4 separate regions of the Homo sapiens genome follow, and regions 1, 3 and 4 are each linked to region 2. The links are chromatin loops, found by intact Hi-C in ENCODE. Cell type or tissue: OCI-LY7. All regions are shown on one strand. Region 1 has its middle 45 kb from the start of ZNF280B. Region 2 has its middle 110 kb from the start of VPREB1. Region 3 has its middle 87 kb from the start of ZNF280B. Region 4 holds the start of LOC101929255 (a long non-coding RNA gene).

Region 1 (8,000 bases), 110 kb after region 2:
AGACTCGGCATCTTATGTGAGGGGCACAGCCAGGGGTCAGGATAGATTTCCACTGAGTCCCCTCCCCTAAGAGACACCAGGGAAGAGGGGTTGTTCCGCCTAATCTATGTGGCTCAGGAAGCAGAGCACTACAGACATCTCTACCATGGCCTGGACCCTCTCTTCCTCACCCTCCTGAGTCTCTGCAAAGGTGGCTGTGACATGACTCTGATGACTGGAGAAACACCAGGGTCCTTTGTCTCACACTGAGAAAATTAGTGACATGGACACACATTGAGTGGTTTTAAGGAACAGAAAGTTTAATAGGCAAGAAAGAAGAAAACAGCTCCCCCATACAGAGGGAGGAGGGATCCTAATGGAAAATCCCACATGCAATGGAAAACAGCTGATTATATTGGGAGGCTGGAGGAGGCAGTGTCTGATTTGCAAAGGGCCCAGGGGATTGGTTTGACCAGGTGTGACATTCATGCAGCCTGTAAAAAAAACTGGCCCTCCCACCTTAGCCTTTTAATATGCAAATGCAGGTCACCATGATGTCCTGCACATGTGGCTTTTATCTGGAGGCTGCCATGACACCTGGCACACGTGGTGACAAAAAGAGGAGGGCGAAAGCCACCATATTGGGTGGACCTGGCTTCTAGCCACCAGCATTTGCATATCAGTGCTTGCCAGTCTGGTTTTTCAAGCTGCTTTCTGTTAGCAAAGAAATGGTTTGGGGGTCGCTTTTTATTAAAGGAAAATTCCACCGAGAACTTACACCATTTCTAGCTGCCTAAAAATTATTTCTTAATGACTCCTGTTATTTCCCCCCTCAGGAGAAGTAAACCTAACTGTCGTTAGGGGATGTTGGACAACAATTCTTTCTGGCTACTTCCTTCTGGAAAGGGGCGTCATGTAAGGGGACAGCAGTTGGGCCTCCTCCTGAGGTTGATCTAAGGATTCTCTGAAGAATGGCATGTCCATGTGTGGCTCTGTCTGCAGCATTATTTGGAGTTTGATTGCTTCTAGGTGAAAAGAGATAAATCTTACAAGAAGGTTTAAAATATAGGGTTAGAATATGAGTATTAAGATTACCACTGTTAGTGGGGGTACTATAGACCACAACTATGACAGCAGAGTTTGATACTTGTTAGTTACACCAGTGGATTGTAATACTGGGTTGTCTCCACTAGATGTCACTGAATATTACCAGAAAGATTAATATGAAAGTGACATTTTTCCTTGAGAAAACCATACATTTCCCCCTTTACTTGCCATTAGTGAATAGTTTTAGGCTTAGACCATTTTTATAACTTGCAATATAATTGGGAGAAATACATTATTGGGTGGCTAAATTAACTTTAGTGTTAATCTTGACAATTCCTTTTCTTTAATTATTAAATTATTTCATGACTTTCACAGACCCTCTTACAACATACTCAAACTTTCCGACTTGTCCTAAACATCCTTCCTTTAAATAACCAGTCATTTGCTTTTAGGACAAGAATTTCCCACACAAGATCTTTTCTTATATAAAGTTCCTTCTTTTATAACCTTCTTTCTATAGCTTAGAGTGCACCATACAACCAGTCTTCAATAAAAAGTCCTATCAAACTTAATGATAGTAAAACTTTCATGCTATATCCATAACTATTACTCCTGCTATAAGCAAAACAGCCTTGACTAAATCTTTCCTGCAATTGTTAATCCTGTTATAAGGATGATAATTAGACAAGATGTTACAGCAATTAGAATTTTACAACCAGAATTCCACATTGTGAGTGCCATAGTGTATAGTTCTATTGCAAATAGTAGTGTGACTGTAACAATTCCCACAAGACTGGCATAGTAAATAATTTCCATTGAAAACTTTACTTGCCAAGATATAACATTTCCCTTTGGGAATCTACAAGGTTACAAATGCAATTCTATGAATAATCAAAATCTCCCTGCGAATATGCATTAAAAAGAAGTTCTAATATTTGGTGGCAAATTTTTAGAGGAAGGGGTACAAATAATAAAAAGTGGCCGGGCATGGTGGCTCACACCTGCAATCCCAGCGCCTTGGGAGGCTGAGGTGGGCAGATCACGAGGTCAAGAGACTGAGACCATCCTGGCCAACATGGTGAAACCCCATCCCTACTAAAAATACAAAAAAATTTTGGGAGGCTGAGACAGGTGGATTATGAGGTCAGGAGATCGAGACCGCCTGTAGTCCCAGCTGCTCGGGAGGATGAGGCAGGAAAATGGCATGAACCTGGGAGGCAGAGCTTGCAGTGAGCTGAGATCGCGCCACTGCACTCCAGCCTGGGCGACAGAGCAAGCCTCCATCTCAAAAAAAAAAAATAAAATAAATAGCTGGGTGTGGTGGTGCATGCCTGTAATCCCAGCTACTAGGGAGGATGAGGCAGAAGAATCACTTGAACCCGGGAGGCAGAAGTTGCAGTGAGCTGAGATCATGCCATTGTACTCCAGCCTGGTGACAGAGCAAGACTCTGTCTCAAAAATAATAAATAAATAAAAAGCATCTGGTGAGGTAGGAGTGGGACTGAGTAGGATGAGTAGCCCTCACTCAGTTACTTATCTTTTATGATTTTCAGCTTAAGATCTTCTATTTCTCCACTTTGATATTCAGGACGTTCCTCTGGGCTGTCAGGGGTTGCTCCCTCAGGCATTCAGGCTTTGACTTGAGTGTGATGTATTCAGAAGTTGACACCTGTAACTTTTGCTGCCAAGGGGGTTGAAAGAGAACAGTGTAGGGCCCTTCGCAGCTTGGCTTAGGGAAGGAGAGAGAGGTGAGAGTTTTCACTAGTACCAAATTTCCTGGGTTAAATAAAGGTGGTTCTATTTCCTGGGGCTGGGCTTCTGCCAGTTGTGTCAATTTCTGTTGGAAGTGAGGTAGAGAGGTTACATGCTTAACCAATTTATAGGTTTTCTGCCTGAAAACAGTCTCTGAGCACATTGACAAATTTTATCCTTTCCTAAGTGAAAAGCTTGGTGAAGGATTTTAAGAACTTTCCATTGGCTGGAGGCTGGCAAATGGAGTTTGCCATCCTCTGGCTGTAGCCATCCTGAGAGATAAAAAGCATACCCTTGAGAAGTGGCCTATTCTGTTTCTGCAGGAAAATACTGAGGTTTAATTTCTGTTATGGAGCATTCCTAGATTAGAAGGGGGCTTGAAGTGTGTTAATGCCTTGAGGCTTCCTTGCCTTTGACTTAGCTGCCTGATTAATCTATTTCCTTTGGCTACTTTATTTGCTGCCTTTTGGTGTTCCTATAATGTATCCCTGCTATTTCTCACGGCATAAAAAGTGAAGATAATAGCCTGCTAATTTTCTGGTGATATTTTACAGGAAATCCATTAGTGGTAAGAGGATGTCTTTCCTTTTAAATGGCAGCATGAGTATGGAGAGCTAAGAAAGCATACTTGGAGTCCGTGTAAATGTTGGCTACCTTTCCCTTGCTTAATTGAAGTGTTCTCGTAAGAGCTATTAGTTCAGCTAATTAAGTGCTTGTGTCTGGGGAGAGATGTTGTTTAGAGTGACTACTGCTTATCCTGCCTTATGTATTTCTTGCTTTACCGGCTGTTAGTTAAAAGCGCCCCCTAAAGGACAGTAATCCTGCCACATTACGTGGGGTGTAAACAGTTAAGTTCTTTCCCAGGATTAATTTGGAGGCTTTTCTAACTGTAAAGCTATCATGACAATGGCTTGGAAGCATGTGTAAATAGGTCCTCCTAACTGCAACTAAGGTTGAGAAAAATATTGTACTAGAGTTTTTCCTGAGATGTTCCTTATGGTGATGCTATGAGAAGAGGGGAGGCCTGGATTAGAGAGAAGAAAAGAGAGAGATTGGCTTTAGTATTTAGAAGGACATCTACTTTCCTTCAATTTCCAGAATCACCCAGGTCCTGGCACCCTGTTAAATGTGCCACCCATGTTTGCAAGCGTGACCCTCCAAGCCATGGCACCAGAGGAACTAAGCTTGTGGGCCTAGTCGTGCTACCCCAAGCAGCTCTAGTCCTCTGCCTATGATTTCCCTTTGACTTCCTAGACTTGTGTGATCTGTGTGTCTCACCCCACCCCCACCCCCAAAAAAATAGATCTTGGCAGAAACTATATGGAAGGAAAGGCTCCTTTAATGGAGGGAATGTGCTAGATTGCCTGCTATTATGGCCTGTGCTAAAGCATTTACCCTTAGAAAAATGGTTCCAGTTAACTTCCAGACTTAAAATCTCCTTACTAATTAAGTACTGTTTTAATCGGAGAGAGAACAGGTGTCTTAAAGGAACGCGGGGACCTAATGGCGACTTTCCTGCTAATGGGACAGTATCGGGGCACAAATTCGGCTGCAGAGGAATTTTACTCCTAATAGTTAAAAGCAGAATTTTCCCGTTCACAGGAGCAGCATAAATCCTGGTTTCCAGTAGAAAGGTGCAAAAAGAAAAAAATTGAGAAGCTGCGGTGTACCGCGGAGATCAGCAATGTGTCGCATAAAGAGGATTTTATTTCCACTAGGTGGCGCTGTTGGCCTAGAAATACCATGTGCTCACCAGAGGAATTTTAGGGAGTAACCTCACTGAGGGGCAAAGGAAGACTTCTGTTCCTAGAAGATTGCAATGGCATTTTCCTGAGCTATCTCCCCAGTTACTACAGCATTTTCTGATCTTGCCTACCAGGATTACTTCCCTACGCTGTAAAAATTCCCGCACATTTGACACACAGAGAGAGTAAGAGACATAACGACCACGGATAAAAAAGGAAGAAGGTTCTGCGACAGGATAGCTAGGGATCCTTTACCAACATCCAGAGCAGGCCGTTGGAGGCTGGGTCCAGTCCCGAAACCTTTGAATAACACCAGGCTGTGCCCTGGCCAGAAATTCTCAGTTGCTTCAGAACTTTTCCCAGCCTCACGCGATGGCTAAGTTTCCCCATGAAAAGAAACTGATTTGAAGCATGACCAACATTCCCAAAGACCCGTGAGTATTGCGGGTTCTCCGTGTTCTGACCAGCAAGCCTAACACTCAAGTCTTTAGAACAACAGCCATGATAAGCGTATTTAGACGGCCAATGGATGCCCATAATTGATTTGATTTTGATTTTAAAATAGAGACCAAGAACCTCTGAATGACAGAACAGACTTTGAGTTCACTCCTCTAATCACTACGTCGATGAATGTTGTACCTTGGATTCCCAGTGAAGGCACCAGAAAGGATACGGCTCTGATGACTGGAGAAACACCAGGGTCTTTTGTCTCATTCTGAGAAAATTAGCAACATGGATGGACATATGTGGAGTGGTTTTAAGGAGTGGAAAGTTTAACAGGCAAGAGAGAAGAAAAACAGCTCCCCCATAGAGAGGGAGAAGGGCTCCGAACGGAAAACCCTACATGTGGTGGACAGCAGCTGGTTATATTGGGAGGCTGGAGGAGGCAGTGTCTGATTTGCACAGGGCCCAGGGAATGAGTTTGACCAGGTGTGTCATTCACGCAGCCTGTAAAAAAACTGGCCCTCCCACCCTAGCCTTTTAATATGAAAATTCAGGTTGCCATGATGTCCTGCACATGTGGCTTTTATGTGGAAGCTGCCGTGACACCTGGCACATGTGGTGACAAGGAGAAGAGGGCGAAAGCCACCATATTGGGTGGACCTGGCTTCTAGCCACCAGCATTTGCGTATCAATGCTTGCCAGTCTGGTTTTTCAAGCCGCTTTCTGTTAGCAAAGAAATGGTTTGGGGGTCGCTTTTTATTAAAAGAAAATTCCACCAAGAACTTTCACCCTTTCTTGCTGCCTAAAAATTATTTATTAATAACTCCTGTAGTAGCTGGAGACAAGGAGGCAGGGATGGCACTGGGAGGACCAGGGCTCTTCCTTGCTCCCCTGGCTTACTGAGCCACCTCCCTCACCCTGTGTCTCTCTCCTGACTCTCAGGGTCCTGGGCAGTCAGAACTCACTTGGTAACCTGCACAGTCTGTCTGTGGCTAAACCAGTCACCATCTCCTGCACTGGAAGCAGCAGCAATAAGGGTCTTGGGATTGTGTCCTGGTACCAACAATGAACAGGAAGTGTCCCCAAACCTCTGATCCATAGAAGCCAATATACACTTTTAGGGATGTAGGACTGATTCTCAAGCTATCAGTTTTCCAAAAAGGCCTTCCTGAGCATCTCTGGGCTCCAGGATGAGAACAAGGCTGATCACTAATGTTGGCATTAGTGATCATGTTTGTGATTTGCTATAAAATCATCCAGCGATGGAGTAAGATGATGGGTAAAAAGGGTTGAAAGATTAAACAAGATGAGTCACACTGATGATGTCAAAGCTAGCTGATGGGTGCCAAGGATTCATTAGACAACTCTCAGCATATTTATATAACTCAAAAATTTCCATAATAATCACTGCCTAAAAAAATCCATGTCTGTGATGAGAGGTATATGTCCTGCTTTTAATTGGTATGTAACCTGATTTTAACAATGTGGTATATAATCTGCTTTTAACAACGTGGACAAAATGTAAGCTTACATTCTGACTTCAAGTTGAAGCCCATCTTCTCCTAACAGGCAAAGGAGGAGCTGGGGTGGAGGCTATGAAAGGGACCGGAGCTCAGCGTTTCCCAGGACAAAGAAGTGAGTGAGGCCGGAGTCCCAGCAGAAGGACGAGGGGCTGTGAGATGGGCTATGGGAGTGTGCAGGGGCCACAACGTGCAGGTCATGCTGCTGGGGCCACAGGATTCAGGTTTTATATAAACAACAAGGAGCCACTGAAGGTGTTTAAGCCAGGGAGTGACATGCCACATCTGAATGAGAAGCATCTCTCTGAATTCCTTGAGGAGACAGTGTCTGAAGGAAGTGAGTGACCTGATTCTAGATTATTTACTAAAGCACCTTGTAAGTCTAGAAATCCAGGGGCCATTTACAATTAGCACAAGTGTAGATGTGGGCTACATTGAAGAAGTGATGGTCTCTTGTCATTCTTCACAGAACTAGAAAAAACAATCCTAAAATTCATATGGAACCAAAAAAGAGCCCACATAGCCAAAGCAAGACTAAGCAAAAAGAACAAATCTGGAGGCATCACACTACCTGATTTCAAACTATACTATAAGGTCATAGTCACTAAAACAGCATGACACTGGTATAAAAATAGGCACATAGACCAATGGAAGAGAACAGAGAATCCAGAAATAAACCCAAATACTTACAGCCAAGTGATATCCAACAAAGCAAACAAAAATATAGAGTGGGAAAATGACACCCTATTCAACAAATGGCGCTGGGATAATTGGCAAGCTAGATGTAGGAGAATGAAACTGGATCCTCATCTCTCACCTTATACAAAAATCAACTCAAGATGGATCAAGGACTTAAATATAAAATCTGAAACTATAAAACTTATAGAAAATAACATCAGAAAAACTCTTCTAGACATTGGCTTAGGCAAGGATTTCATGACCAAGAACCCAAAAGCATATGCAACAAAAACAAAGTTCAATAGGTGGAACTTAATTAAACTAAAGAGCTAAAGAAAAAAAAGAGCTTAATTAAACTAAAGAGCTAAAGAACTAAAGAAATCAAAATAATCACTTATAGAATGATGAAATCGGTGTCTGGGAATCAGAACATGGATGTGTGAATACAGACAGTGACTGGTGAGCTGCATGGCAAAAGGAACATCAGCAGAGTAAACAGACAACCTACAGAGTGGGGAAAATTCTTCACATTCTATACATCTGACAAAGGACTGATATATCCAGAATCTACAAAGAACTCAAACAAACTAGAAAGAAAAAAAAAACTCATCAAAAAGTGGGCTAAAGGCATGAGTAGATAATTCTCAAAAGATGATATACAAATGGCCAAGAAACATATGAAAAAATGCTCAACATCACTAATGATCAGGGAAATTCAAATCAAAACCACAATGAGATACCACCTTACCACCTGCAAGAATGGCCATAATTAACATATAATAGATGATGGCATAGATGCAGTGAAAAAGGAACACCTCTACACTGCTGGTGGGAA
Region 2 (8,000 bases):
CAGATGGGGAAGTGGGACGAAAACCTCACCCTGATCTGGGTTCTTGTTCTGTAACAGTTTTTAAATTTTAAAATAACCAGCCAAGGGACAAACTAAATTTGGAAATAACTTTCTAGTTGTAAAAGGCTCTTCTCTCAATTTCCCATCCATTCTTCTGAAGTCTCAGTAAAACAAAACCAAACCAAAGCACCTGACGACCCTGAAGTGTTGGCTGGTTGTCCATATGTGCTAACACCACTGCCTGCGGAGCTGGACTTTTGTTCTTGAAAGAAGCAAAATGAGGCTTTCCTAGCTCACATCATGGTCAGAGCCTGGGGACATCCTAGCAGGTGAACAGTCCCCTACAGCATGGACTCTGCTCTTCCAGTGTACAAGCAGAGACCTCCCCTTCCATCCCCACTAGTCTGTTCTCAGGGCTGTCTGAGGCTCACTGTGTCCCAGGAACAAGGCACTCAAATATGAAATGCTGCATGAGGACACAGGTCAGGGAATTGCAGATATAGTGCTGACCTGGCTCAGTACTGGGTACCTGCATTTCAGTGGAAATGTCAGGAGATGGGATTACGTCTGAGGGTAACTGTGGACCTGAGGCCGGTAAACCTCTATGTAGGACTTGAGAGAGTCAAGGGGAGGCTCCACCATGGCTGAGGCAAGGCTGAGGCTGCTCCTTGGCCATGGGGGAAGTAGGTCCCAGGGATGTGACTTTCCTGCAGCTCATTCCACTCAGGACCACGGGGACTGCTGAGGGTGGGTTTGCTGATCCCTCAGGGCCTGTGTTCTCTTCTCCTCTATTGCACCATTGGAGGTTCTCACTGAGTCAGGTTCTAGTAGTGAGTCTGTGGAACATCTGGGTACAGATACTGTTTGCTTCAAGTGACTCCTCCCCAGGAAACTCTTGAGAAGGCCCCCATCTCAATGTCACCTTTTTCTGCATGGGGAGCAGCAGAAACATTGGGCATTCCCTCCCAGAAAGAGCCCCTAATTTTGTGACTTAGGACATCAGTGATTGTCCCTCAGGGGTCCAAGCCTGATTCTCCTGCTCTGGGTTTATTCCCACAGCCTCCTGGACAACTTCTGCGCTCCAGCCTGAGGACTGGCTGGTTATCAGTGTCACACAGCTGCATCCTGACTCCATGTTACCAAGGGTTCCTATTCCATGGGGAAATGAGAGAAAGATCTGCCCCACTCATCCTGTCTCCCCATCCCTCCTTTATCCCTGCCTGTGACCAACACCAGTTCATGCCAAGACTTTTACTGTCACTTGTGTTACTGAAAGCAGAGCAAGGGTGCAGGGATGATAACTCGTTTTCTTACTGGTCTCCCCAATGGAAACAGAATCAACTTGTTTCTAGAAGCAAAAGGAGCTGTCCACACATGGTGGGTGTGGATGAGGTGGGGATGACAAGAAAGAATCCAGCCAGTGTGACCCAGAAGTCCAGGAGCCTTCAGCCTGGTCCCACAGGTGTCCTCTCCTTTTGGTGCAGGTGTGCTGATCATTTCCTGAGCTCTGAAACTGTGGGAAAGATGACAAGAAAGGAGAATCCAGCCTGTGTGACCCAAGACCCATATGTGAGAGCGGAAGTCTGACACTTAAGAAAACGTGGGCTCAGCATTCTGAGAGGTCTGGATCTGGCTCGGCCTAGAGCTGCTCTAGAAGAGAAGCAAGAGAAATGCTCAGCCTTAGGTGGCCCAGGCACAGTGGTCCTGTCAAAGGTCTGAGCTCTCTGCAACATGGATATCCTGCAGAGACATCCTTGGGAGGCTGTGATCCTAGAATGATGTAAAAATGCTAATGGAAGTGAGCAGGGGATGGTTTATGGAGGAATGAGGAGATGGGTGTGGGGTCAGATGTGGTAAGGAGGGTGCACCCTGAAGAGGAGACTGTCCATTGTGACTCATAGGAGAAGGATGCCCGGGGCCTAGGGCAGTGACAAAAAGAGGACCTGGAAGGACCGGCACCCTGAAGACACGTAGAGACTGGGGTTTGGTTTGTCTGTGAGGGTTCCTGAGGAGAATCACATAAAAAATCCACAGTCAGTGTCTTCTGTCCAGGGCTCACTGTCGCAACTGTTGCCCCTTCCTTCCAGATCCTCTGGGTGTCCAGGTTCCTTAGCCGTGGATCTGCTCCTCTCTCTGCCCTCAGCCTAAGAGCTGATGGGGCATCCACCAGGAAGCGCATCCGTGGGCAGGGAGGAGGCCGTGGGCAGCCTTCTCCTGTATGTGAGACACTGCTCAGCCTCGGTGACCCCCTGTTCATTAAGGTGGGAGGAAAGGAAAACAAAATTCACTGTGAACATCTATGCATCATCAAAGAAAAAGCAATGAGAAGAAACAGGAAGTGAAGCCCAGCTCTAATAGTTTATTTCTACTTGGAAATAAATAAAACAATATGCCTGATGTGTTATATAAACACAATAAACTTTTTATAAAAACTATGAAAATTATGTAAAGGAGCATGGCTTACACTAAAAGGAACATTTAAAATAATGACACCCTTGAAATGCAATCCCAAAACACAGCATCCATTTTATTTCAGTTACATATACGGACTGGTTTTATTTAAATGCCTGCAATAAATCTCACTATTTTGTTGTTTAAATGGAGCATTTAAAATCTCATTGTGGCCAGGCGCGGTGGCTCACGCCTGTAATCCCAGCACTTTGGGAGTCCGAGGTGGGCTGATCACAAGGTCAGGAGTTGGAGACCAGCCTGGCCAACATGGTGAAACCCAGTCTCTACTAAAAAAATACAAAAATTAGCCGGGCATGGTGGCTCGTGCTGGTAATTCCAGCTACTTGGAAGGCTGAGGCAGGAGAATTGCTTGAACCTGGGAGATGGAGGTTGCATTTAGCCGAGATGGTGCCACTGCACTCCAGCCTGGGCAACAGACCAAGACTCCGGCTCAAAATAAATAAATAAATAAACAAACAAATAAATAAAAAATCTCATTGTATTGCAACTGCCTGATGATACATTCACAAGTATAAATATCAACATAACCATCCAGCTGTTTCCCTCCATCCACGTAAAATTCCCCAAACAAATATTTGTTAAGAGTCCAGGGTGTATCATGCCAGAACTCATGCAATCATAAACACAATCTATTTCATTTTTCATTTTGATTAACAGAATTATCTTTTTTCTTAAGATTATTGTTTTTAGTTTATTAGATTCTAGATGTCATTACAGACCAAAGATGAATAATTTTCATCATCTTCAAGCCACCCCCACAAGACTCACTACTGAATTTGAACCATAATTTTTCCCTGGAAATCCTAGTTGGGGTGCTCGATGCTAAGAGCTATCACATATCAGGCTCACCTGAGGACAGACTCTGGTCGTCAAACCAAGTTAAAATTTTAATTCTTCCCATGTTCAAAGACTGAACATCTTTGCTCTTTTTGCTCATAAGTGAAACACTCCAAAGACATTTGCCAGGATCCCCCACAGACTGGCATTCAGTGCTTGGAGGACAGACTCCTAGGCAAGATCCCTGGTCACAGTATCCGGATGACTATGACTGCAAATCTGGGGAAGTAGAGGGAGAACAAAGATTTACCAGAAAAACCCTCTGGGAATTCCTCCCCAGGGCATCCCAGAGGGAAGAGCTCCCTTTCTCCTCAGCGCAGCAGGATCCACAGAGGAAGTGGAGCCCTGGCCACCAGGGAGGAGTCACATGAGAGGAGAGGACCCGGTGTCCAACACTGGTGGGGAAGTGAGTCCATGGGGCCGGTCCCCGCTCTGGGCTTGATCCTGAAATAAAAGGACTTTGTGTAGACATCACCTGAGTCCTCTACAATGTACAGCCAAAGAGCCATAGACAGATTCACTCCTGAGGAGTCCAGTAGAGCGTGAAGACTGCCCTGAGGTCACAGGAGGGAGACACAGGTGCCACCTTACTGGGCCGGGACTTGGGAGCGGGGGCAGTGGCCAGAAAACAGGGCGGGGCGGAGGCAGCGGTGAATCTCAGAGGCTCTGGTCACCTGATCATAGAACGGTTTGCCTTAGTCTGGACACTAGGGGGCGCTTGGGGACCATTTCTGAGAAGACTTGGGGTAATCAGAGCAGAACCAGGCACCTGCCCTGCCTGATGTCCTCTGCTCAGGGCTGGCAGCTGTGTCCTGTGTCCTCCCCACCCCCTGGGACCACAAAGCTCCACCCCTGCCACACCCTGACATACTCAAGCCCAGGAGCCTGACCCAGGGCTCAGGGTGGGGTCAAAAACCGGGGGGATCTGATTTGCATGGATGGACTCTCCCCCTCTCAGAGTATGAAGAGAGGGAGAGATCTGGGGGAAGCTCAGCTTCAGCTGTGGTAGAGAAGACAGGATTCAGGACAATCTCCAGCATGGCCGGCTTCCCTCTCCTCCTCACCCTCCTCACTCACTGTGCAGGTGACAGGATGGGGACCAAGAGAGGGGCCCTGGGAAGCCCATGGGGCCCTGCTTTCTCCTCTTGTCTCCTTTCGTCTCTTGTCAATCACCATGTCTGTGTCTCTCTCACTTCCAGGGTCCTGGGCCCAGTCTGTGCTGACTCAGCCACCCTCAGCGTCTGGGACCCCCGGGCAGAGGGTCACCATCTCTTGTTCTGGAAGCAGCTCCAACATCGGAAGTAATTATGTATACTGGTACCAGCAGCTCCCAGGAACGGCCCCCAAACTCCTCATCTATAGTAATAATCAGCGGCCCTCAGGGGTCCCTGACCGATTCTCTGGCTCCAAGTCTGGCACCTCAGCCTCCCTGGCCATCAGTGGGCTCCGGTCCGAGGATGAGGCTGATTATTACTGTGCAGCATGGGATGACAGCCTGAGTGGTCCCACAGTGCTCCAGGCCCAGGGGGAACTGAGACAAGAACCCCCTTCCTCCTCTGTCAGGAGGGTGAGCCCCGGCAGCTGCTGCTCAGGCCCGGCCTGTGGCTTCTGCTGCTGTAGCTTCCCCCATGGGTCCAAGGGCATCCAGGGCCCTGCCTGAGAGTGGAGGCTCCTCCTCCCCTTCATCCTCAGAGTCATGAACAGGCTGTCCAGGAAACAGAACATCCTGCTTCCTGCAACTTGGGACACAGGGTCTCTGCACTGAAGTCCTGGACTGAGGTGGCAGGTACAGCTGTGTCGTCACAGACCCACCTCTGATGGGAAACCTGTGTCTCTGTCATCCTCCTTTTCCCATTTCCAGGAGTTTCCAGAGTGGTGTCTTCCTCCCCCTGCTCCTCAGTGTGAATCCCTGTGCTTCCTTTCTCTCCAGCCAATTCTTTTTTTAATAAAACTCCTTTCATGTAGGAATAATGCATATTTAATAAACCACCCAGATTTATAATAGGAAATTAGACAAATGTTGACATTTTTTGATCCTTGAATACATCACCACCAACACGCAGCTATGCAACCTGTGACCAACCCCAGCAACCCCTCATGACCCCTTGTCATCTCCCTCCCTCCCTTCCCCAGTGCTATCCTGTGCAGCCACAGATCTGTCTCTGTCACTATTGTTTGCTTTCCATTTTTTGGAATGTATCAGTGTTATCAGACATTATCTTCCCATTTGTTCTGGCTTTTTTCACACTGCAAACTCCTTTTGGGATTCTTCCTGTTCTCGCTGAATTGCACCCATCCCATAGAGGGCTCATTACTACCTTTGAGGGCCTTTAGGTTGATTATTCCTGATTTTGTTTATTTATTTTAAAGTTTGAATTTATCGTCCATCAAAATCAAACTCTTGGAGTTATGTTCATCTAAGGTGACAGGAGAGTCTGTGATGTCTTGTCGGGATTCTTGCTTCTTCATCTCTTGCCTCTCGTTCTGTCTATATTGGAAGAGGTTCTCATATTCTATTTATTTACTTATTTATTTATTTGGGTTTTTAAGGATTTCAGTGTTTTTTTCTCTTTAATTATTAATTTTTTTATTTTAATAGGTTTTTAGGGAATCGGTGGTATTTGGTTACATAAATAAGTTCTTTAGTTGTGATTTCTAAGATATTGGTGCACTCATCACCCAAGTAGCGTACAGTGTACCCAGTGAGTAGTCTTTTATCCCTCACCCCGCTTCTACCATTTCCTCCCAGTCCTCAAAGTCCATTGTATCATTGTTATGCCTTTGTGTTCTCATAGCTTATCTCCCACTTATGGGTGAGAATATGCCATGCTTTGTTTTCAATTCCTGAGTTACTGCACTTAGAATAACAGTCCCCAATTCTATCCAGGTTGCTGGGAATGCCATTATTTTGTTCCTTTTTATGGCTGCATAGTATTCCATGGTATGCATATATTTAACATTTCCTTTATCCATTTGTTGGTTTATGGGCATTTGGGCTGGTTCCATGTTCTTGCAATTGCAAATTGTGCTGCTATAAACATGCGTGTGCAACTATCTTTTTTGAATAATGATTTCTTTTTCTCTGGGTACATGCCTAGTCCCAGATTTTGGGACTTTGCTGGATCAAAGGGTACATCTATTTTTAGTTCCTTAAGGAATCTGTTTTCCATAGTGGTTGTACTAGTTTACCTTCCCACCACCAGTGTAAAAGTGTTTTGTTTTCACCACATCCATGCCAACATCTATTATTGGCCATTCTTGCGGTATTAAGGTGGTATTGTATTGTAGTTTTGATTGGTATTTCCCTGATCATTAGTGATGCTGTTCATTTTTCTTTATGTCTGTTGGCCATTCATATATCTTCTTTTGAGAATTTTTATTTATGCCTTTAGCCTACTTTTTGATGAGATTGTTTAGTTTTTTTCTTGATAATTTGTTTGAATTCTTTGTAGATGCTAGCCCTTAGTCATTAGGTGGATATGTAGATTGTGAAGATTTTCTTCCACTCGGTGGGCTGTCTGTTAACTCTGCTGATTATTTCTTTTGCTGTGAAGAAGCTTTTTAGTTTAATTAGGTCCCATCTATTTATCTTTGTTCTTGTTGCATTTGCTTTTGGGTTCTTGGTCATGAAGTCTTTGCCTAAACCAATGTCTAGAAGGGTTTTTCTGATGTTATCTTCTAGAATTTTTATTGTTTCAGGCCTTAGGTTTAAGTCTTTGATTCATCTTGAGTTGATTTTTGTATAAGCTGAGAGATGAGGATCCAGGTTTATTTCTTTCACATTTGGCTTGCCAATTATCCCAGCACCATTTCTTGAACAGGGTGTCCTAGAGTATAGTTTGAAGTTAGGTAACCTGATGCCTCTGGATATGCTTTTTGTTGTTGTTGTTGTTTGTTTGTTTTTTCTTAGTCTTGCTTTGGCTATGCAGGCTCTTTTTTGGTTCCATATGAATTTTAGGATTGTTTTTTCTAGTTCTGTGATAAATGATGTTGGTATTTTGATGGGAATTGCATTGAATTTGTAGATTGCTTTTGGTAGTATGATCATTTTCACAATATTGATTCTACCCATTCATGAGCATGGGATGTGTTTTTATTTGTTTGTGTCATCTATGATTTCTTTCAGCAGTGTTTTGTAGTTTTCTTTGTAGAGTTCTTTAATCTCCTTGGTTAGGTATATTCCTAAGTATTTTTTTTTTTGCAGCTATTTGTTAAAGGGGTTGAGTTCTTGATTTGATATTCAGCTTGGTCCCTGTTGTTGTATTTGTGTGCCTTAATTTTGTATCCCGAAACTTTGCTGAATTCATTCACCAGTTCTCGGAGCTTTTTGAATGAGTCTTTAAAGTTTTCTAGGTATACGATCTTATTATAAGCAAACAATGACAGTTTGACTTCCTCTTTACCAATTTGGATGCCCTTAATTTCTTTCTCTTGTCTGATTGCTCTGGCTAAGACTTCCAGAACTATGTTGAACAGAAGTGGTGAAAGTGGGCATTCTTGTCTTGTTCCGGTTCTCGGAAGAAATGCTTTTAAGTTTTTTCTGTTCAGTATAATGTTGGCTGTGGGTTTGTAATAGAGGGCTTTCATTACCATAAGGTATGTCTCTTCTATGCCAGTTTTGCAGAGGGTTTTAATCATGAAGTGATGATGGATTTTATCAAGTACTTTTTCTGCATCGATTGAGATAATCT
Region 3 (8,000 bases), 65 kb after region 2:
ATACATTAAAAAAAAAAGAAAACAATTCAAATTTCGTCATTAGAATGAGTAAAATGCGGCTGGCACGGTATCTGGTGCCCATAATCCCAGCACTTTGGGAGGCTGAGACGGGGGATCATCTGAGGTCAGGAGTTGTTAGAGACCAGCCTGGCCAATATGGTGAAACCCTGTCTCTACTAAAAAAAGATTAAAAAAAATTAGCTGGGTGGGTGGCACACTCAGTGATTGCAGCTACTCATGAGGCTGAGGCACAATAATCACTTGAACCCAGGAGACAGAGTTTGCAGTGAGAGGAGATGGTGCCACTGCACTCTAACCTAGGTGACACAGTGAGACTCTGTCCCAAATAAATAAATAAATGTAAAATACTTAAGAATAAACTTAAGAAGGTAAAACACTTGCACATTGAAAACAATAAAACATTGCTAAAAGAAATTGAAGAATACACAAATAAATGGAAAGACGTTTTTGATTATGTATTGGAAAACTCAATATTGTTAAGATACCAGTAGAAACCAAAATAAAATATACTATAGAGTCATCACAATCTTTATCAAAATTCCAATACTACTTGGTACAAGAATGGATATAATTCTAAAATCCAGATACCCAAAATAGCCAAAATAATCTTGTAAAAGAAGAACGTTGTTGGAATCCTGACACTTCCTGATTCCAAAGCATACTAAAAAGATACACTAATCAAAACAGAGTGGTACATATAGACAGACATACAGACAAATAGAATAGAATTGAGTGCCTTGGAGAAAACTCTCAGTTATATGGTCAAATGATTTTCAACAAGCTTGCCAAGACCATTCGTGAGGGAAAGAACAGTCTTTTTAACAAATGCTGTTGAGAAAACTGGATATCCACATGCAATCTGGAAGTGAATCAAAGACACAAATGGGAGAGCCACAACTGAATCTTAAAAGAAAACATTGGGAAGTAGGTCCACAACGTAGGGTTTGGAAATGATTTCTTGGATATGGCACAAAAAAGACAGGGAAAACATAGAAAAAGAAGAATATAGATAAATTGCATTTCATCAAACTGTAAAACTTATGTGCAGCAAAGGACACTACCAACAGAGTGAAAATGCAGATAATAGAATGGGAAAGATTGTTACAAACTTTATATCTGATAAGGCATCCAAGCTATAGAAAGAACTTCTACAACTCAACAGTAACAACAAAAATAGGAATAACCCGAAAAAAACAAGGACAAAGGACTTGAGTAGATATTACTACAAAAAAAGATCTACGAATGTCCAATAAGTACATGAAAAGATGTACAGCATCACCAATTATTAGTACACTGCAAATCAAATCACAATAATATACAACTCTATACCCATTAGGATGGCATTAACCAAATAACAGAAAATTAAAAGTTCTAGCAAAGATGTTTAGAAATTGCAACTGTTACGATTTGCTGGAGAGACTGCAGAATGATGCTTCCACTGTGGATGCCTTATGGCTGTTCCTCATAAAATCAAACATAGAATTACCATTTTATCAGAATTTTCACTTCTGGGAATGTGCCTGAAAAAATTGAAAGCAAGATCTCAAAGAGAAAATTGTACATCCTCGTTCATAGCAGCATTGTTCACAATAGCTAAAAGGTGGAGGCAGCCCAAGTGTCAACTAATGAATCAACAAGATATATTATACACACACAAGGGAATATTATTCAGCCTTAAAAAGAAAGTCTGACCCATGCGATGGCATGGATGAACCTTTAAGACATCATGCCGTCAGAAATAAGCTGACTTCAAAAGGACAAAAATTGTTTGCCAGCCCTTATATGAGGTACCTAGAATAGTTAACTCCACAGTGACAAGAAGTAAAACGATGTTTCCCAGGTATGAAGTTTGGTTTGGGAAAATAAAAAATTTGTGGAGATGAGTGGCAGTACTGTGGTTGTACAACAGTGTTAATTTACTTAATGTCACTGAAGTATACATTTGAAAATTGTTGAAATAATGTATTTTGTGTATGAATATTTTACTACAGCCAAAAAGAGGAAGATTTATGTTTGGTGCAGTTTCTCTACCTCCAAGAACAGTGGAAACCTACAGGACTAGGAGAGTGTGCATGAGTATCCAGGACACTCTTCCTTTTATGCCAGCCCCACAGCATCCAGGACACCCTTCCTTTTATTCCAGCCCTGCAGCATCCTAACAAGTTAAGAGAGTCAGACGTACCTCATTACAGGTGACTCAGAATAATATGAGAAAGTCTAGAGGTGGCCATGATGTTAGCGGTGGGTGCCCAACCCAGCCCAGGAGCAGCCGCAAATGCAACAGTGGCCAAAGAAGGGGAGATGAAGCTGGTGGCAGAGGTAGCAGCCCCTCCAGCTGGAGAGGGGCATCTGCTTCTGTACAAAATGGTTCACAGTTGATAAGTCTTGCATAGATGCCTCATCGTTTACCTCATGACCAACTACAGTTTTCATTGCAATGTACGTTATCATAGCAGTAATGTCTATTTCCTCCTGTAGCAAGCAAACATGAACGAAACGTGCTTTACTGCTTTGTCCAACAGGACATGTTAGTCCCAAACACAGGCTGAATGTTTAAAGGTAACGTTCTCTAAAGATAAGGATATTATACCATTTATTGATAAATACGGGGATTGCATGATGACCATTCAGACACTTGGAATAATTACTTGGCTAAATAACATTGTTTAAACAATGAGTAAATTTAGTTATTCTTTGCAGAGCAAAAAAGATCCAAGTTTCACCAGTCCCTTGGCAAACACTACATTTCAAACTATGGAAGGGAGACATCCTGAAATTTTGTGCTACTCTTTCTGAAGACACAGAAACAGTCAAGTCATACCTAATACTTATGAGCATAAAGCTTTGATAAAATTCAAGAATTATTTGCATTTTGAGGAAAAAGACTTTGTCGCTAAAGCAGAGAAGAACCTAAAACGGACTCCTCATAGTGAGCTAATATTTTATAAAAAGGTGTCAATCAAGGTGTGGCTTACAAAAATACTTTCAAGGATGTTTACTTTCCAGCCATCTCACTGGACAAGAACTGGGTGGTTTTCATTAACTTTGGACTGTGCTTTAATTTCCTAAAAATGATGTCACTTACTGCCCTGAGTGACATGGGATGGGATGCTGTGGTAGAGCACACTCTGGCTGATGTCTTGTACCTGCTGGAGACAGAAAAGGATGGGAGACACAGTCCTCCACAGGAAATCTCAAATGGGTCCCTCTTTCTTTTCAGATATGGACTTTCTGGGGAGTAATACTGTAGGGCTTTTCTTGTTGTTGCCTTTAACTGTCTCAAATGTTCTCCCAAAGATGCTACTGAACACAGCCTCTCCTTTGAGCAAGTTAAAAGTCTGGGTACGACTGCGAGAGGCTCCTGCCTGCCAACACTCTTTCTCCACTTTCAGTGACTGCTCTTCTTCTGAGGGCCGTAAACCAACAACTGCTCATCCCAAGATCCACTAAGCCCTCTGGGAAATTGGTGCTGTACTGCATACCCTGCCTGCTGGGACTTGTTACATTGATGTATTTTCTAAGGAGTGAATAATCTTGTCCAAGTAACTAACTTATTTAAAGACATTTTCTTCGGTGGGCACTGACTCCATGGCACCCGTTTTCCAAGGAGTTGGTGAGCTTGTTTCTGAGAATGCCAGAAATCAATGTACATTCCAAATCATTCTAAAAGTGATTTCTTTTTGGTGTGGGTTTGGTTTTGTTATTAATTTTGAAATATATCTTTGAATACTGAGATCTCTGAAACTACTAGATCTCTAGAAGTGTAATTGGGAAAGAAGGTTGCTTGCAGCTTTAACAAAATGAGAAACTCTTCCCAAATACAACCTGTTTTGAAGTTAAAAAAAAATGTGACATTAGAACCTGCAAAATCTAAGAGTTTCCAACAGCAGTCTCAATTCTGATGCTAACTGTAAGCTAGGGACTCCCCCAACAACGCTTCACTTCTTATGATTCCCAAGAAGGACTCACATCACTCACTGAAACTTGTGACGTTTGTTGATATGATTTTTTACAACAAAAGAATGCAGATTAAAATAATTCAAGGAAGGAGGTACATGGGCAGAGTTCAGGAGAATTCCAAGCACAGGCATTCAGTTGTCCTCTCCCAGTAAAGTAATAGACAATGCTGCATTCTCCTGGCAGCAATGTGTGATTCTGTGCATGAATTATTGCCAACCAGGAAAGCTCGCTGAAGCTTGGTGTCCAGGCAGGTTTTTTTGGGGGTGTGAGTTGGGGATGGGGTTGCTTATGTAGACCTTGTTGATCATCCTTATGGCTGACTCCGACTTGAATTTCCACTGAATTGACAATAAAACTTCAACCTTAAATATTTGGTTATTTTCTTTTTAATAAATTCTCTAAAATAAATTATTTTGAAAATGCTCGCTTTAGCTAGCTGTTTATCCAATATGAGACTCAACATAAATAGTTTCAAAAAGCCAGTGGGTCATTAAAACAATTCCTTTAGTCATCCAAAACATTCAGATAAAAATTAACACCATGTAACACTAAAATCGAATTATAGTCACTGGGGCTGGATTTCAACAACAGGAAGAGAAAGTAGTACAAATAGGGATGAGCAAAAAATAGACAAGTAATGGATGTGAATTGGCCTAGGAAATTTACAGTGGCAATGTCAAAAAGGTAAATCAATAGTTATTTGACAATACATGCTCAGTCCAGGAAAGCCACCAGGGGGCGGTCTGGGTCGTCTGCATCATAAGAAGCTCAAGGAGTTCAAACTGAATGAACCCTGCACAGTTGCTCACTGGGTCGTGTAAAATGTTAGAGCAGCTGCTTCCTCCCGCAACACACGGCCACTCTGGGCAGTCCCCTCACAGTGTGGCTGCTCTCAGGGCTGAGAACCTGGGTGGTGCTAAAGGTGGTGAATGTGGTAAAGATTTGCATAAAGCACCACACAACACACCTCCTCCACACAGGGATCTCAGTAGCATCTTCAAAGGATGGGCTTTCTGAGCTAAGAGCAATAAGAAGAAACTTTCTAAACTTACTAAAATTTATTTATTGAGTTATGTTCAAAGCAATACATGCCTATTACATAAAATCAGAAAGTATTTAAAATCACCGAGTCCTCGGCAAAGGTTCTTTATTCCAAGCAATCAATATGACTATTTTTTTTTATTTGGATGCATTCTTTCATTTTTGTTCTCAGTATTTCCACAATGGTGATCAAGCCTTGTGCTTTTTCATCTGCTTTTATACCCCTTTATGATCTAGTCATTTCAGGTTAATGTAAGTAGTGTTCCATTTCTTAAAAGGGATAAAATATTTAAATAGTTGCTAATTTTATTTTTATTTGAATACCAATGAAATATTATCATTTTTAGATAATTCTTATTGTTTGCTACTCAAACGAAGATATGATATTATCTTATTATTAAAACACTCCTGGTAACTTCTGTGGATTTTGTGAGGTCAGAAAAAAAATGCCTGAAATTTTCAGTGGAAAGCCTTGAGTACATTACACCTGACTTCACAATGCAGTAAATAGAGAAACAAGAGTTTCCGATTCATGTAAGAAGGAGCATAACAGATTAAGGTATGAGGAATAATTTATATCCAAAACTACACCAGTGTCTCCAGGCATGTGTTAGAACAGTACCCCCCAAATTCTGTTGTGCATATGCATCTTCTGGGGATTTTACAAAATGCAGATTCTGATTCAGTGGCTCTGGAGTGAGGACACAGTCTCTGCATTTCTAGAAAGTTCCTACCACACAAAATCCACATATATGTTTGAACAATAACAAGGCCAGCCAGGAGAAGAGGCTCAGGTGTGTAATCCTAGCACTTTGGGAGTTTGAGGCAAAAGAATTACTTGAGGCCAGGAGTTTGAGACCAGCCAGGGTAACGTCACAAGATCTTTTCTCTACAAAACATGTTTTTAAATAATAAAAAATGAATTAGCCAGGCGTAGTGTGGCATGCTTGTCATCGTAGATACCTAGGAGGCTGAGGCAGGAGGGTCGCTTCACCCCAGGAGTTCAAAGCTGCGATGAGCTATGATTATGCCACTGCACTCCAGCCTGGGTGACAAAGTGAGACCTTACCTCTAATAACAAAAACAGCCATAACAAATTCATAAGAATAGTGTAAAATAAGGAGAAACCTTGGCAGACAATAACCTAAGAGATATCTCAGACATAGTGAACTAATGTGTTTGGATGACAGAAGAACCCCACACTTGGCTGGCTGTGGTGACTCAGGCCTGTAATCCCAGCACTTTAGGAGGCCAAGGCGGGCAGATCACCTGAGGTCGGGAGTTCCAGACCAGCCCGGCCAACATGGAAAAGCCCCGTCTCTACTAAAAATGCAAAATTAGCCGGGCGTGGTGGCGCAGCCTGTAATCCCAGCTACTCGGGAGGTTGAGCCAGGAGAATCACTGGAATCCGGGAGGCGGAGTTTGCGGTAAGCTGAGATGGAACGAGCCACACTCCATGCAGGAAGACGACCAGGGAGGACAGCTGCAAAGCAGGGAGAGGCTCCCCTTTCTTTAAGAAACAAAACAAAAGCAAACAAACAACTAACCTGACCTCCCCTCTGGCTCCCATCCAACATTCTTACTAGCTTCTCATCTAGTCTTTTCTGTAGTGTAGCCCATCCTTACCCTCTCCCCTCCCACATCTCTGATTCCTGAATTCCCTTCTTGGGTCTCTCTCCTTTTCCTGTCAACCACTTCTCCCCTCTATCATCCTGAGTTAATTATCAAGAGCTTTATAGCAGGAAGCCTATTGGTATTTTTCCAGATTTTTTTTCTTGGAATTGGACATTCATACATTTTCTCTCTTTTTTTGGGGGGGTAGGGTGGGGTGGGGGTGGGGGTAGGGACAGGGTCTCACCCTGGTTGCCCAGGCTGTGGTCTCAACTCACTGCAACCTTCACCTCCTGACTCAAGCAATCTTCTCAGCTCAGCATCCCAAGTAGCTGTGACTATGGGCACGCACCACCACACCCTGCTAATATCTTGTATTTTTGGTAGACATGGGGTTTCCCCATGTTACCCAGGCTGGTCTTGAATTTCTGAGCTCAAGTGATCCACCCTCCTCAGCCTCCCAAAGTCCTGGAATTACAGGCATGAGCCGCTGTGCCCAGCCTATTTTTTCTCTTTTACGAGCCTCTCTGATTCCCTAGTTCTGAAGTAGCCCAGAGTTGGCTGATTCTCCTATTTTGCCTCAGCTAGCACTTCCTCCTTCTCCTTTTTTTTTTTCTCCTTCTGATCCCTGGAGTCCTCTGCATTTCCACTGAATCCAGTGAACCACACAAGCATGCTCATTTATTCTCCCCAAACTCCACCACTCTGCCTTATGTGCTGATCCAGTGAGAATCAAGAAGGAAGAGAGACCCATGGATTTCTGTGCAGCCTGGAAAGTCAGTTCATGGCTGGACTTGGCTGGGACACCAGACACCTGTCTCCCTGTCTCTATTTAGTATTCATAGGGCCCAGCAGCTGCATCCTCCCAGGGTGCCTGAAGAGTCACTGACCATGCTCTCCTACCCAGCCTCAAGAAGCCACCCAGTCCTCGAGAAGTATAATCAGACTCAGCATCTTATGTGAAGGGAACAACCATGGGGACAGGTTAGACTTGCATTGAGTCCCCTCCTCTAAGAAGGGCCAGGGAAAAGGGGCTGTTCCCCCTAATCTGTGTGGCTCAGGAAGTAGAGCTCCAGAGACTTCTCTACCATGGCCTGAATCCCTCTGCTGCTCACCCTCCTCAGTCTCTGCACAGGAGGCTGGAGATAGAAAGGCAGGGACTGGCACTGGGAGGACCAGGGCTCTGCCTTGCTCCCCCGGCTCACCGAGCCACTTCCCACACCCTGTGTCTCTGTCCTGACTCTTAGGGTCCTGGGCAGTCAGGGCTCACTTGGTGGCCTGCACAGTTTGTCTGTGACTAAACCAGCCACCATCTCCTGCACTGGAAACAGCAGCAATAACGTCCTTGGAATTGTGTCCTGGTACCA
Region 4 (8,000 bases), 51 kb after region 2:
GACCGATTCTCTGGCTCCAAGTCTGGCACCTCAGCCACCCTGGGCATCACTGGCCTCTGGCCTGAGGACTAGGCCGATTATTACTGCTTAGCATGGGATACCAGCCTGAGAGCTTGCACAGTGCTCCAGGCCAATGGGGAACTGAGACAAGAACCCTCTTCCTCCTCCGCCAGGAGGGTGAGTGCCTGCAGCTGCTGCTCACACCTGACCTGTAGCTTCTGCTGCTGTAGCTTCCCCCATGGGCCTCGGGGCATCCAGGGCCTTGCCTAGGAGTGGAGGCTCCACCACTTTTGTCCTCAGAGTCAGGAACAGGGACCCCAGGAGACAGAATATCCTGCTCCTCAGCTTGGGACACAGGGTCTCTGCACTGAAATCGTGGGCTGAGGTGGCAGGTCCAACTGTGTCTTCACAGTCCTTCCTGTGCCTGCCCATGGTGTGGGGACGGAGTGAGGAAGTGTGGGCCATTGAGCTTCACTAGAGGCCTGAGGGAGCAGAGGTGCTCCCGAAGACCTGGACTCCTTCCGTCACCCTCCTCCCATCACTCTCCTCACTGTAGCTGTGGCCAGGTGAGGGCTCAGGGCTACTTGAGGACCTTGCTCAACCCAGGGCCTCCATCCCAGGCATTGTTTCCAAACTCTGTAAGGGCTGTCTCTGAATCTGTAGAAACATTTATTTCTATGTGCCCAGGACTGGGTTAGAGGGCACCAACCCCACCCCTTGCAAACTGCTCATCACCTCTCAGTGAAACAATGAGGAGAAGAAAGAGTTAGAAATCAGAAGCCTCCCCAAGGCTCCCCTCTCTCCTCTCAACCAGCCTCCCCTTGGCTTCCTCCTTCCACAGAAATAAAGAGGAGGCAGCCACAGAAGGCAAGGGAAGGTCCAGGCATTATACCAGGCAGTGGAGCCAGCCAGTCCCCCCAGATGGTGGAGGGAGGTGGTGGAGGTGTCTGGGACCAGAAAATAGTGAGGACCCTCTTACTAAAGTGAGGAGGGGTGGCATAAACTGAGGCTCAGATGGTGGACCAGATCTCCTGAGCCATCTACTCATTTCTTCTTGAGTTTCAGTTTCAGTAAGAATAGGATAAAAAAAAAGTCTGAAGAGGTTCCTTTCCTCAGATAAGAATTCGTAGAGGATTATTGCCCACTCAGGCATTGAGGGGAGGCTGAGCCTCCCTCTCAGGCCAATAGAACTGGGGGCTTTCATGGGAATTTGATTGTACTGAAGCTCCCAGACTCTGACATCTAAGACTTATGCTCTCGTAGCAGAGCCCAGCACTGATACCAAAATGGATAAAGGCTGATTGATAAGCCTGGAATATCCTAGCTGACACCGACTTGTGGAAAAGAGAATCAAGTTAGAATATTGATGTGATAAGGTGGCATCGCACAGTGAGGAGAGGAGAGCTTGTGTGGGGGAGGGTAGAGGAGCCATTAGAGGGTTGGACAAAGAGGACACAGAATCTGAGGTAAGTTTGTGAGGAAAACTCCAGATGCTTCAGAGAAGATGGACAAGGAGGTAGGCAGTATGAAGGCCATGGGACCAGCTCTAGTCACCGGGAGTGAGTGGTGAGATTCAGCACCAGTGTCTGGGGAGGAGGTACTGAAGCCTGGGTGAGGGGAGATGCTCAAGGCTGGCCTTAGGACCTGAGTGGGGCACAGTGATCACACTGCTGGGGGGTCCTTCAAGTGCAAGGGGGCTGCAGGAAGGCTCGAGCTCATTGTCACAATGAAAACTTAGACAACAGCTCCCCAGACTTGTTCAAAGGTGTCACAGGACTTTTTCCTCTCCACATGGCAACGGGGAGAGGAAAACTTATCTCTGAGATATATAAGATGTTTGTTCTCCATAACCTCTCCTGTCCCCTGGCTGAATTCCTATTTGGAAACAAAATGACTCTCCAGTTTTACATATGACATCCTCACTAAAAAAAAAGTTCCAGAATGAGAAAGATCTGCCCTCCCTGACCCACTGGTGAGGAATCTCAGCCTTCAGGACAACCAGACGAAATCGTTCATGCCATCTCCCATGACAGCATCATGGGGACCAGGGAGCATATCTTATGGGTTTGGGCCACACACTGCCTGTCCCAAACATTGCAGCTGGGGACACTTATATGCTGAACTCATGGCTGGGAGATCTGGGGTCTAGACATGACAGGAAGAGGAAAAAGACCAGGAGCTCTGCCTAAGTAGCCCCAGTGTGTGAATCACTCTACCCTCCACCCTCAACTTCAGTTCGTGATGGGTGTTGTCTTGCGAAAACTGACAGCTGGGCTGGGACACAGGCAAGAGAGACTCTGACCCACAAATCTCCATCGTGGGCTCTCTGGCCTTTCTGATATTCTTTTTGCACATCAATTCTGGGCCAAGACACATCCATGCTCATCAAGAAGGCATTGATAGGAGAATCAGGTAGCCTCCAGAGAGACAGGAAGCAGATAAACACCCTCATGTTGGCCTCCTAAGCTCAGAGGAGAAAAAAAAGGGAAAGAAGTTCAAGAAGCCACACTAGAAGCCACTGATCACCATCACCTCGGCACCTGTCCTCCATCTGCCCCTCTTTCAAGTAAGGACCAGACTCAGGGGACAGCACCTGCACCTCCCTTTCTGTCCATGCACTGTGTAGGGAGCCTCCTTCTGCTCTCATCTCAAGGCGACTGCTCCGCCAGGTCAGCCGTGTCACTGCTGAGAGTCTTACCTCAGTCCTGGTCACAGGGTCTTGGATCAGCAGCAACCTGGCTTTGATTCAGCTGTGACCCTGCCCCTTCAGGACACAAAGCCGATGATTAAAGCCTAACTGAACTCTCCTAGATTTCTCAAACCTTAGATTCTCCTTCTCTGTGTCCCTCTAGAAAGTGCCACCTCTACCAAATAATTTCATGTTATTTCCTCAGGTCTAGAGCTATTTGATTACCAAAATTCTATACTCACTCTTCTGCTCTCATTCCTTGTCATGGTCCATTTTCCACTCAGGAGCTAATGATGCCAACCCTGTATCTACAGGCCATTGTCACAAAAAAAAAAAGAAATGAGAGGGTTCCTTAGATAAATACAGGGTTAGCAAAGAAAAGTTTCATTACCCCTTAGGAATTACTCCAAGATCTAAGAAAATTAATTCCAGAGCTTCAAGAGTTTACTCCTCAGAAACAACAGCATGAATACATTAGGTAGTGAATGTTCTTGGTCTTCTCAATGAATAACCTCTGAAAGGTTCAGAGTATACGTTTCAAAAAGATAAGTGCATAACTTTCACAAAAATGTAATCTTAACTTATGTCATCAATTTTAATTGGTATATATATTTCTGGAAAAAAAAGCAGTATGATGGTAAAAGAAATGTAAAAAAGCCTTTGTAAAACCCAGTGCTTACAGTCCACCAGGATAGCACCTGTGAAGCAAATTTTCTTTGCTGAAGATACACCGCCTTTTAGAATAATAGCAAGATAGTTTGAATTTGTCTTCTTCTCTCACAACAATCTAAAAATTAACATGATCCCATTTATATGAAATATCTAGAAATATATCTGTACATGTGGACATTCCCATCGCACACCTCCCATCCAGGCTGTCCTAAAGTGGCATCTCCTCTTCTTCTGCTCATGTTCTCCCCCTCTCCTCACCTCTCCTGCTGACACGTGGCTCCTCCCTGCCTTCCTCTCCAGTAGCCCCAGCAGATCAGGCCCAACCAGTCAACAAGCTCCTGGACTTGGGGAACAAAAGTACATCTTCTTGGATTTCTGAGGACTTGCCCTGCCAGGGTGTCTTTCTCAATCCAATCTCTCCTTCCCGGCAGTCCACTTCTCCTAGATCCTGTAATTTATCTAATCTTATTCATCTGTATCTACTTCGTGGACTTCCTTACATCTTCACCTGAACACCAGGAATCTTCAGGTCATGCCCATATGCCCTTGGTTCTCCTGTAGTCCCTTCTTCCTTCTTCCCCTGTGATGCCACCAAGTCGAAGTCTCTTCTCAGACCCTGGAGTGCAGCAGGGACTTCTCTGGTCTCTGCCCCAGGGATTAAGGGGGTGGAAGAGTGGACTCCTGTGCCCTTCCTATGCCTGTGTTTTCATCAGGGTTAGCTGCAAAAGGTAGGGATTAGGCTGTCTAGGTAGGGATTATGGCATTAGGTAGGGATTATGGCATTTCCAGAGCTGAGCTCTATGCCCAGCAAAAGATACGTGCTCAGCAACTACTTGACAGAGACCTACCTCTTATCACATGGGACACATTATACTGGACCCAGGATGGGGCTGAACTGGGAGAGGTAGCTGTGGACCTGCTCCTCGCTCTGCCCTCACCCTAAGAGCTGATGGGGCATCCACCAGGAAGAGCATTCCTGGGCAGGGAGAGGGCCATGAGCAGCCTTGTCCTGTATGTGAGACACAGCTCAGCCCGGTCACAAGATCCAGATGACTATGACTGCAATTCAGGGGAAGTAGAGAATGAAGATTGACCAGAATAACCCTCTGGGAATGTGCCCTGGGCCTCCTAGAGGGAAGAGCTTCCCTTCTATTCAGCGCTGCAGGATCCACAGAGGAAGGAGAGCCCTGGCCACCAGGGAGGAGCCACATGAGAGGACCCGGTGTCCCCACAAATGGGAACGTGAGTCCATGAAAGTCGGTCCCTGCTCTGGGTTTGATTGTGACCTATGAGGACATTGTGTAGTCACCACCTGAGTCCTCTACAATAAACAGTGAGAGCGCCACGGACAGATTCACTCCCGAGGAGCCCAGTAAAGTGGGAGGACTGAGGTCACAGGGAGAAGACACAGGCACCACCTGGCCTGGCCCTGACAGGGGGCAGTGGACAGAACAGTGCGGAGGCAGTGGGGTCTCTAGAGGCTCTGGTCACCTTGTCATACCATGGTTTGTCTCGGTCTGGACACTAGAGGGCACTTGGGGATCATTCCTGAGAAGACTGAGGTTGATCAGAGCAGAACCAGCCACCTGTCCTGCCTAGTGTCCTCTGCTCAGGGCTCACAGCTGCGTCCTTTACACCCGTGGGACCACACAGCCCCACCCCTGCCACCCCCTGACATCCTCAGGCATAGGGACCTGACCCAGGGCCCAGGGTGGGATTAGAAAGCTGGGGGTCTGATTTGCATGGATGGACCCTCCCACTCTCAGAGTATGAAGAGGGGCAGGGAGAGATTTGGGGAGGCTCTGCTTCAGCTGTGGGCACAAGAGGCAGCACTCAGGACAATCTCCAGCATGGCCTGGTCTCCTCTCCTCCTCACTCTCCTCGCTCACTGCACAGGTGACTGGATACAGGTCCAGGGGAGGGGCCCTGGGAAGCCTATGGATTCTTGCTTTCTCCTGTTGTCTCTAGAAGCCGAATAATGATGCCTGTGTCTCTCCCACTTCCAGGGTCCTGGGCCCAGTCTGTGCTGACGCAGCCGCCCTCAGTGTCTGGGGCCCCAGGGCAGAGGGTCACCATCTCCTGCACTGGGAGCAGCTCCAACATCGGGGCAGGTTATGATGTACACTGGTACCAGCAGCTTCCAGGAACAGCCCCCAAACTCCTCATCTATGGTAACAGCAATCGGCCCTCAGGGGTCCCTGACCGATTCTCTGGCTCCAAGTCTGGCACCTCAGCCTCCCTGGCCATCACTGGGCTCCAGGCTGAGGATGAGGCTGATTATTACTGCCAGTCCTATGACAGCAGCCTGAGTGGTTCCACAGTGCTCCAGGCCCGGGGGGAACTGAGACAAGAACCCACTTCCTCCTCTGCCAGGAGGGTGAGCCCCGGCAGCTGCTGCTCAGGCCTGGCCTGTGGCTTCTGCGGCTGCTGCTTCCCTCATGGTCCCAGGGGCATCCAGGGCCCTGCCTGGGAGTGGAGGCTCCTCCTCCCCTTCTGTCCTCAGAGTCAGGAACAGGGAATCCAGGAAGCAGAATATCCCTCTCCCTTAACTTGGGACACAAAGTCTCTACACTGAAGTTCTGGACTCAGGTGGCAGATCCAGTTGTGTCACCTCAGACCCACCTCTGATAGGGAACCCATGTATTCATTATTCTCCTTTCCCCAATTCCAGGAGTTTCCGGAGTGGTGTCTTCCTCTCCCTGCTCCTCAATGTGAGTCCCTGTGTTTCTTTTCTCCCAGGCCTATTCTTTTTTTTTTTTTTTAACAAAACTCCTTTCATGAAGGAAAAATGCACACCTAATAAACCAGCTGAATTTATAGCATTAAATTCGGCCCATTTTGGCATTTTTCTGGATCTTTGAAAATATCACCACCACTGAGCTATGCAACCTCTGACTAACCCCAGCAGCCCTTCATGATGCTTTGTCATCTCCTTCACTCCCCGAATGCCCTCCTGGGCAGCCAGGAATCTGCCTTTGCCACTACTGTATGGTTTCCATTTTCTGAAACTTACTAGTGTTATCAAACACTATCTTCCCATTTGTTCGAGCTTCTTTCACTCTGCACACTTCTTTTCAGATTCTCCCTGCTGTTGCTGAATTGCATCCCATTCTACAGAGGGCTCATTACAACCTTTGAGGGTCTAGGACATTCTCTTCTGATTCTATTTATTTACTTATTTATTTTAAAGTTTGAATTCATTGTCCATCAAATCAAACTCTACGGGTGATGTTCATCTAAGGTGACAGGAGTCAGTGAGGGCTTCTCAGGATTCTTGCTTCTTCATCTCTTCCCTCTAATTCTTTCTATAATGGGAGAATTTCTTATCTTTTTAAAGTTTTTCTATTTATTATTTTATGTTGGCTTTTAAGGTTTTTAGTGTTTTTTAAAATTTTTTTATTTCAATAGGTTTTTGGGAAACAGATGTTGTTTTGTTACATAAATAAGTTTGTTAGTGGTGATTTCTGGGATTTTGGTGCACTCATCACCCAAGCAGGGAACACTGTACCCAATGTGTAGTCTTTTATCCCTCACCCCATCCCACCCTTTCTCCTGAGTCCCCAAAGTCCGTTGTATCATTCTTATGCCTTTGTGTCCTCATAGCTTAGCTCCCATTTATGAGTGAAAACATATGATGTTTGCCCTTTTATTCCTGAGTGAATTCACTTATAATGATAGTCTCCATTCCATCCGGGTTTCTGTTAATGCCATTATTTCATTCCTTTTTAAGGCTGAGTAGCAGTCTACATATATATATATATATATATATATATATATATACCACATTTGCTTCATCCACTCATTGATTGATGGGCATTTGGGTTGGTTCTATGTTTTTGCAATTGCAAATTGTGCTGCTATAAACATGAGTGTTCAAGTAATTTTTTCATGTAATGACTTCTTTTCCTCTTGGTAGATACCTAGTAGTGAGATTGCTGGATCAAATGGTAGATCCAGTTCTTTAATGAATCTCCACACTCTTTTCCATAGTGGTTGTACTAGTTTACATTCCCACCAACAGTGTAAAAGGGTTCCCTTTTCACCACATCCATGCCAGCATCAATTATTTTAATTTTTTTATTATGCCCATTCTTGAGGGAGTAAGGTGGTATTGCATTGTGACTTTGATTTTCATTTCTCTAATCGTTAGTGATCTTGAGCATTTTGCCATATGCTTGTTAGCCATTTGTATATCTTCTTTTGAGAATTGTCTATTCATGTCTTTAGCCCACTTTTTGATGAGATTGTTTGTTTTTTTCTTGCTGATTAGTTTGAGTTCTTTGTAGATTCTGGATATTAATACTTTATTAGATGTATAGATTGGGAAGATTTTCTTTCACTCTGTGGGTTGTCAGTTAACTCTGCTGACTGTTTATTTTGCTGTGCAGAGGCTATTTCATTTAATTCAGTCCCATCTATTTATCTTCGTTTTTAATGCATTTCATTTTGGATTCTTGGTTATAAAGTCTTTGCTTAAGCCAATTTCTTCTAGAATTTCTAAGGTTTCATGTCTTAGATTTAAGTCTTTGACCAATCTTGTGTTAGTTTTGTATAAGATGAGAGATGAAGATCCATTTTCATTCTTCTACGTGTGACTTGCCTATTATCTCAGCACCATTTGTTGAATAGCGTCTCCTTT

Evidence for each region. Hi-C counts contacts between places; a loop is a spot of excess contacts. Peaks named below come from ENCODE experiments on the same cell type or tissue, not always from the same donor. Only the 100,000 strongest peaks of a DNase experiment are listed, where the experiment ranks them.
Region 1: a loop joins it to region 2, with 13 times the contacts of the local background. A loop is called at or near these places in 4 of 110 quality-filtered maps.
Region 3: it touches region 2 in a loop (4-fold over the local background); 10 of 110 quality-filtered maps call a loop at or near these places.
Region 4: a loop joins it to region 2, with 5 times the contacts of the local background. A loop is called at or near these places in 10 of 110 quality-filtered maps.

What each region holds. Positions count from the first base shown.
Region 1 is chr22:22,459,741-22,467,740 of GRCh38, forward strand. It overlaps IGL. Among named protein-coding and RNA genes, the nearest start is that of ZNF280B, 45 kb to the right of the region's middle. In OCI-LY7, CTCF peaks have their summits at 1,179 (motif pointing right), 3,593 (motif pointing left), 4,503 (motif pointing right), 4,711 and 2 weaker places; DNase peaks (open chromatin) are centred at 1,151, 2,711, 3,591 and 4,491; H3K27ac peaks cover 573 bases.
Region 2 is chr22:22,353,448-22,361,447 of GRCh38, forward strand. It overlaps IGL and IGLV1-47. Among named protein-coding and RNA genes, the nearest start is that of VPREB1, 110 kb to the left of the region's middle. RefSeq lists a silencer at 4,114-4,213. In OCI-LY7, a CTCF peak has its summit at 4,006 (motif pointing right); DNase peaks (open chromatin) are centred at 4,074 and 4,914; H3K4me3 peaks cover 975 bases; H3K27ac peaks cover 1,982 bases.
Region 3 is chr22:22,418,099-22,426,098 of GRCh38, forward strand. It overlaps IGL, the pseudogene ASH2LP1 and the pseudogene IGLVI-38. Among named protein-coding and RNA genes, the nearest start is that of ZNF280B, 87 kb to the right of the region's middle. In OCI-LY7, a CTCF peak has its summit at 4,696 (motif pointing right); DNase peaks (open chromatin) are centred at 4,793 and 7,493; H3K4me3 peaks cover 473 bases; H3K27ac peaks cover 1,936 bases.
Region 4 is chr22:22,404,606-22,412,605 of GRCh38, forward strand. LOC101929255 (a long non-coding RNA gene) reads right to left here and starts at 4,592. Exons shown (of 3, transcript XR_938052.4): 1 at 3,620-4,592; 2 at 2,932-2,997. It also overlaps IGL, the pseudogene IGLV1-41 and IGLV1-40. RefSeq lists a silencer at 211-270. In OCI-LY7, CTCF peaks have their summits at 4,889 (motif pointing right) and 5,091; DNase peaks (open chromatin) are centred at 186, 4,916 and 5,736; H3K4me3 peaks cover 1,609 bases; H3K27ac peaks cover 2,588 bases.